Regions from separate parts of the Homo sapiens genome. Here all the other regions are linked to region 3. Evidence: chromatin loops called from intact Hi-C (ENCODE). Cell type or tissue: endothelial cell of umbilical vein. All regions are shown on one strand.

The links. Peaks named below come from ENCODE experiments on the same cell type or tissue, not always from the same donor. Only the 100,000 strongest peaks of a DNase experiment are listed, where the experiment ranks them.
Region 1: it touches region 3 in a loop (6-fold over the local background); 1 of 110 quality-filtered maps calls a loop at or near these places.
Region 2: it touches region 3 in a loop (5-fold over the local background); 1 of 110 quality-filtered maps calls a loop at or near these places.

What each region holds. Positions count from the first base shown.
Region 1 is chr5:59,759,720-59,762,219 of GRCh38, forward strand. The region is part of intron 1 of PDE4D (phosphodiesterase 4D); the gene reads right to left. Among named protein-coding and RNA genes, the nearest start is that of MIR582, 57 kb to the left of the region's middle. In endothelial cell of umbilical vein, no CTCF peak of the experiment used is centred here; DNase peaks (open chromatin) are centred at 402, 1,172 and 1,512; H3K27ac peaks cover 2,354 bases.
Region 2 is chr5:59,647,837-59,650,336 of GRCh38, forward strand. All of the region lies in intron 1 of PDE4D (phosphodiesterase 4D), which reads right to left. Among named protein-coding and RNA genes, the nearest start is that of MIR582, 55 kb to the right of the region's middle. In endothelial cell of umbilical vein, no CTCF peak of the experiment used is centred here; a DNase peak (open chromatin) is centred at 1,455; H3K27ac peaks cover 1,484 bases.
Region 3 is chr5:59,561,672-59,564,171 of GRCh38, forward strand. The region is part of intron 1 of PDE4D (phosphodiesterase 4D); the gene reads right to left. LOC107986347 (a long non-coding RNA gene) reads right to left here. Exons shown (of 2, transcript XR_001742409.2): 1 at 1-2,500. Among named protein-coding and RNA genes, the nearest start is that of MIR582, 140 kb to the right of the region's middle. RefSeq lists an enhancer at 1,227-1,877. In endothelial cell of umbilical vein, no CTCF peak of the experiment used is centred here; a DNase peak (open chromatin) is centred at 1,250; H3K27ac peaks cover 2,073 bases.

The DNA of each region.
Region 1 (2,500 bases), 200 kb after region 3:
GGGCTGACTGGTCTTCCCCAAACATTCCAGCAGCACTTCCTGGTGTGCTTCTCAGATGATTTCCCCCAGAAACTTGCTCCCCACCTTCTGGTATTACACTTTGCCTACAGCCCTCCTCTGGGTTCCTAGTTCCCAGGAGACTGGCAGCAATGCTCTTCTCCGGGTATTATTACCATAAGAGACAGAGAAAAGATAACCTTAAAGCTAAGCAGGGCAGAAGTAAGAGAGATGGAACGAGGGAGAAAGAGACCTCAAAGAGAAATCACTAAATAATGGCTTTGAAAATCTACTCAGTTGTTTGTGTGTGTATATGTGTATTTTTACTCTACAAACTCTAAGTGGCTGTATTTCTCTTTTATAGGTGACAAATGGTTTCTTTCCCCTTCTATGACTTGCAAATTTATATTTCTCTTAACAACCATAAAAACAACTACAGTTGCTGAAGAAATAATGACTCAGAAAGCAAATGTTTACTTTTAAATATGAGCAACTTTACATCTAATGCCAATGCCTGATAAAGAGAAATTTATAGTAAACAAAAAATATGGCCAAAATCACTTATTTAGCTTCCTAAACACATTTAAGATTTATTAAAAGTCTCCTAAAAGGCCTTTTGAAAGTCCACCTAAAGAAATTATTTTGTTGTTAAGATTGTTACTAAGTACTTCTTCTACTGTTGGATATGTTTTAATTAAAAATACATATGTGTATACAAGAATTATAAAAATTATACAGTTGAGTATTACCTAGTCACCATGATTCCTAAAGATATCCTACTACCTAATTTCGCTTATATACACGCTGGAACATTTTCCTCCATTCAGTGCATCGAGCACAGTATAAATTGACAATGTTTTCATCTAGTCCTTAATCAGGAATATAATCCCCATGAAATTACTTATATTAGAAAACTGTATTTGGTTTTAATTATATTTGGAATTAAAAATGTTTTTGAGAGATATATCATAAATAACAAACCTGATGCATCTTAGTGAATGCTACCCATGAATATTAGTTTTTAATGGTTAATGTTTTCAAAGTAGCTTGAAAATATTTCACTATGTAGCCTAAATTGACTGTTAAATTCAGGAAATTACATCTTCATTTCCGTTATAGTAAAATGACTCAATGTTTTTCATTGTGACATTCACTTAGATTGGAGTGTGATACTGACAGCTATAGTAACAATATTTTAAGAGTATAAACAGCTGGGTTTTTAGAGGCAAATTGACACAGAGTTGTGCATTGCTTATTCTAAGTTCTGAGAAATGTGTCATTAGGCAATTTCATCATTGTGCAGACATGTTAGAGTGTACTTACACAAACCTAGATGGTATAGCCTATTGCTCCTAGCCTACAAACCTGTACAGCATGTTATTCTACTGACTATTGTGGGCAATCATAACACAATGGTTAAGTATTTGTATATCTAAACATAGAAAAGGTACAGTTAAAAATACAGTATAAAAGATAAAAAATGATATACCTGTATGGGGCACTGACCACGAATGCAGCTTACAGGACTGAAAGTTGCTCTGGGTGACTCAGTGAGTGAGTGGTGAGTCAATGTGAAGGCCTGGGACATTTCCACACACTACTATAGACTTTATAAACACTGTACACTTAGGCTACACTTAATTTATAAATATTTTTATTTCTTTGATATAAGTTAATTTTGGTTACTGTAACTTTTTACTTTATACAACTCTTAATTTTCTTTTAATTTTTTGGCTCTTTTGTAATAACACTTAACTTGAAACACTAACATTATACAGCTGCACAAAAATATTTTCTCTATATCTTTATTCTATAAGCTTTTATTTTTAATTTTTTTTTACTTTCTAAATATTTTTGTTAGAAACTAAGACACAAACACACATTAGCCTAGGCTTACACAAGGACAGGATCATCAGTATCATTATCTTCCTCCTCCATATCTTGTCCCACTGGAAGCTCTTCTGGGGCAATAACATGCATGGAGCTGTCATCTCCTATGAGAACAATGCCCTCTTCTAGATACCTCCTGAGGGACCTACCTGAGGCTGTTTTATAGTTAACTTTTGTATATAAGTAGGAGGAGTACTCTTTAAAACAATGGTAAAATACATAAATACATAAACCAGCAACATAGTTATTATTAAGTATAATATATAACTATATATGCTATATGTTTATGGGACTGACAGCATGGTAGGTTTGTTTACACCAGCATGCCCACAAACACAAGAGTAATTAATGCATTGTGCTATGACTTCACTAGGTGATTGGAATTTTTCTGGTCCGTTATAATATTATGGGACCACCATCAAATATGCAGTCCACCATTGACTGAAATGCTGTTACATGTGTGTACTGTTGAGCATTTTAAAAAATGATCCAGGTATATATATATGTGTGTATATATATGTAGGTATATAGATATATATATGTGTGTGTGTGTATATATAGGTACACAGGTATATATATGTATATGGGTACACATATGCGTATATGTGTATAT
Region 2 (2,500 bases), 86 kb after region 3:
ACATAACTTATTCATATGATTTTATTTTTATATATCTTTGCAGGAAAAGGTATATGTAAAATGAGGTAGAACTAAATCAGTGATTCTTAACCCAGAATCACTACACTGTAATAGAAATATGAATGTGATTCCAGTGGTACATGTAACTCTAAAATTAAATACAAATTCTCTGTGTGATTATGTATATATCCAGAGTTTCCATAAGAGCTCTGCTACATCTACTTAGACTCTTGGATGATTCCAGAACTGCTAATAGAGTGAAACACACAAACCTTTTAGAAAATAAATTTCACTAAGAAGAAAAAGAAATGAAGTTCTAATTGTGTTGGTAATGTCCCAGTCCCACCCACACATCACGAGAGAGAGAAAAAGAAATTCCAAGAAGGATTTGATAATTTCAAGGAACAAAGTGCTCAGGAGATATATTCACTGACCAATTCCCCAAGTGCTCATGTGTGAGCAATTCAAAAATTCTAAAAATACTATTCAGTGACATCTCAATAGTTCTTCAAAATATGAGATTGAAAAACAAGGCCTTTTTCCAAGTCACTCTCTTAAATATGGTTAACATTTTCATTACACAATAATTTTGAAGAGTTTTTGAGCCTATGGATACCTTAGTTACCAAAATACTATGAATGTGAGCTTCTGTAGTCATTAAAGAATAAAGATGACTAATTATTAATTTAAAGGTTATGAAAACACTCTTAAATATTAATGACTAAACACACTAACTGATAGGTTGTGTTTGGACTAACACTGACAGCAAGCTTCTTGTGAAGTCTGCTGGTCAAGTTACCAAATCAGAGGTGCAGAAAGACAAGAAAATTCTCAAAAATGCTTCCACAAGAAGAATCCTTGAAGTAATTTAGGCATCTAACCTCAAAAAAAAAAAAAAATAAGGTTTAATGGAGGAAATTATTGCTGTATTCTCTTGCATTATCAAGGCTAAGAAAGATTATTAGAATTATTTTGTATCTTTCTGGCAACATGCCTCATACCAAAGGGAGGAAGTGGCAGGGAAACAATTCATTACAAAGAATATTTTTCTAAAAATGAGTCCTAGGCAACAAGGAAAGAGCTTGTCTTACGAGTTGATGTTCTCTCCCGAAAAGGCAATTTTAAGCATTGAGAATGTTCTGAGATGGATTTCTGCAGAGTAGGAAGTTGGATTCTTATATATAGGAAATCCCTGTCAGTACTTAAATTCTACGATTCTATGATTTATTAAGAATAGCCACTTGTGACCACATAGGGCACAACCTGAAAACAGGGCAGCCGCCTAAGAGAAGGCCCTTAAATAGTTATGAGTGAATGCCCAATGTGAGGTGAAGAAAGGGAGAGGTCATTAGAAAGGAAGTTGTGTACAAAACACAAGATTTTACTGCCTTGGTGAATTTTGAACCACAGCCAAATTACTTTCTTCTCTGAGAAGATATGAGGAAGAGAATAAAACTCTTCAAGGCAACAGCATGATATAAATCCAAAGCATTTTCATACTTTGGGAACGTGCTTGCATGCAGAAGTGTGAGCCGGGGGAGGAATCTTGGGTGATAAGAAAAACACGTCAGCAGGGCAGAGTGGTGAATGGCCTTCAAGATAAGGATAAGTAATTGAAATTGGTTAGGAAAGCAACAGGGAGCCAGAAGAAGGAATTGAAATGAGTAATGGGAAGCCAGAAGATTAGAAAAGCTAGACGGATTACCTTGGGAAGCAGGATTTTGAGATGGTAATGGCCAAAGGGGAGATTGTAGAATCAAGACAGGAAACAAAAAGACAAGGATGGATAGACCTATTCCCGAAACAGGAATAGTACCTTCATGAGGTCCCAGAGAGGCAGTTTGTAATAACAAAAATGAGGCCTTCACTGAAGCTTGGGAGTTATATAACACTGATCTAGGATGGCATGCTTACCTGTCACCGTTGCTTGGTATCCATCAGGAAATGTTTGTTGCATGAATGAAGAAAAAGACACAGTTCCATTCTACATAAAATAATCATTCAAAATCACCAATTTGGGAAACAACAATCAACTATTAGATTGTTAAAATGTTGATAGTTTGTGAACCTTTTTTTTTTTTTTTTTTTTTTTTTTTAGCAATGACCCAATGTCACTGTAGTGTTTCTTCAGAACTGCTTAGACTTTTGTGTAGAAGTAAAAGAAAAGACCATCAGTTCTTAAGGTCTGAGCCTGAAAACAAACGTTCTTTATTTTGAATTTGTTTTCAATGTACAAAAGGTTTACATGAAAAATACAGGCAGGCTAATATTGCAAACAACATGTAATTTCAAAGAGGAAAAATATTCAGTACTTTCCCTCTCACTTTTTAAATTAGATTCAGTAACATGATTAACTCTTACCTACATGTTTTCAGAACTAAGATGAATAAATTAGAGGGGTGGTTCAATTTAAAACACCTTTTCCTTTTAGTAAATCTAATGTTTATGGTAGTCAATAAAAGAATTGCTCTTTTAGTCATAGAAAAGCCTCAGAAGCTCT
Region 3 (2,500 bases):
GTAATTCCAGCACTTTGGGCAGCCGAGGCAGGCAGATCACCTGTGGTCAGGAGTTTGAGACCAGCCTGACCAACATGGCAAAAACCCGTCTCTACTAAAAATTCAAAAAAATTAGCCAGGCATGGTGGCATATGCCTGTAATCCCAGCTATTTGGGAGGCTGAGGCCGGAGAATTGCTTGAACCCGGGAGGCAGATGTTGCAGTGAGCTGAGATCGCACCACTGCACTCCAGCCTGGGCAACAAGAGTGAAACGCTGTCAAAAAAAAAAAAAAAAATTAAATAAAATGTAGATTAACTCCTGAAAGTGAATACTGTACATGTTTGCATGCATTTTATTCTTTGTACCTTGTGACTGCTGGCTACTTACTGCCTTCCTCCTGATACCAGTTTTTCTCTACTGCATATGTCAATAAATGTTTAGAAATGCTTGAAGAATACAGAGAAAGCCCAAAGTGTTTTTTGTTTTGTTTTGTTTTGTTTTGTTTTTTTCAGAAATGCATCTAAGTGTCTCCTTACAAAATGAGAGAATTCATTGATTAGCCATTCTTTGGACATGCTCTTAAACGTCCTCTACCAGAAGGAATTTCATATTCCTATCACAAAAGGGAAATTGCTTATTCTTATGTTTATAACACCAGATCTTTTATTTGATATATACTATGTGTATATATTATACAAATAAGCTCTTTATAAAAGATAACCATGAAGGAATTATTTCCTGAAACGGCAAAATATAAATTTGCCTGTAAAATCAGAATGCCCTAGCCAATCTTTTGAGATTTGACCAGGATGATCCTGTGGGTAAGGAAACTAACCCTTTCAAATTGCATGAAAATTAGAAGACAAATGAAGATGTTGTGAATGGAAATTCATTTCCAAATAAACCACTGGGATAAAAATCATTAGAATAATGCTAGTTTCAAAATCTATGTTTTTCCGTCTCTTTGTCACTCACAATTATTTCAAATATGTTCACTTTAAAGTACAGTATATATACCTAGTTAGGTTGAGTCATGTTTTAGAAAAATTCCTTAGAGTTTGTTTTTAAGCAAAACAGGACTGTTTTAAACAAAGCAGAACCTTAACAGGAAACTGATAACAGTGGCCAAGAAAAGCATCTTATTTTCTATTTTCTGTGTATTAGAAAGAAACCCTATTTCTCACTTCCTCATATGGTAATTATATCTCGGTGGAATTGAATCCTCAGGACAACAGGGCATGTTATTGTGAGATATTTTACACCTGGCTTAACCATTCTGTAAAATCAGAGATAGTGACTAGCCCAGAGGCTCTGTCTCACTTCCTTCCGGTGTTGCTTAGCTATTGATAAATATTAAGGTGCATGTGATTTGGCTGCTAAAATGAAGAAAGGATGTCAGAAGGCTATCAGTTTGCTGAATCAAACAGCATTGCCACAGGGCTCCAAGCTGGCAGGGCCCCTCTGGGCATTGCCAGGTCACCAAGGAAGTGGCTGGGTGAGGTGGCAACAGGTGTCAGACATGCTGCTGAGCAGATGATCTCAGCAGGCCTGAGGACAGAAGAGAAGGTTACCACACAAAGTGCTTAGCTGTGACCGCAGAGGAATTTCAGCATCAAAGGAATTTGAGTAGAAAAAGGTTTCAAATTTCAGTTAACCCAGGGTTGAAGCAGCAGGACTCATTGATAGAAAGAGAGAAGCAAATAAAAGCCCACACTAGTTAACATAACTCTCAAATAAGAATGCAATTATCTGCAGCCACAGTAGCCCATGGAAAGATATCCCTAACCAGTCATTCAGTTGAGACATAGGGACATCACCTGGGTGGAAAGGACCCTTACAGGTTGTGAAGGAATTATAAGTGACCATTAGTGAGTGGTCACTATGTACCAGACACAGCTGTAAGTGCTTTATGGCCATTAATTCATTCCATCTTCACAACAACACTCTGAGGTAAGTATTCATATTTGCCTTATTGTACAGAGGTAGAAATGGAATCATAAAAAAGTGAAGACATCAGCCCTAGCTGATACAGCAAGTACAGAGGAGAGCCAGAATATAAACCTAAGAAGTCTGTCTGTATAAACCATGCTCTTAGCCACCAAGTTTCACCATCCCTCACAGGGAGAAAACTGCAGAGCAGAAAAGTTCTGGTCTTACTCCTAAGAAGAGATGCACATTACATACATGAAAAGATACCAAACATGACAACATAGAAAATGATGGATGCCAAGTGAGTGCCAGGAACTATAGAGCTGTTGAAAGAGATTCATTGCAAAACAGGTTGGAATAAGCAAGACAAACTTGAGAAGTGGATTCTCACATTGAGTGTGAACAAGCAGGGGCAGTGTGATGTGGAGGAAGGGAGCATGTACTCTACAGGCTTTAGCTTCAGAGGGGCTTGGGTTCAAATCCCAGCTCTGCCACTTACAAGTCATGTGAGCTTGGGGAAGTTACTTATTCTTTGTTTTCTAGTTTTCCTATCTGCAGGGATAGAAAAATGCTATTTCAAAACACTATTC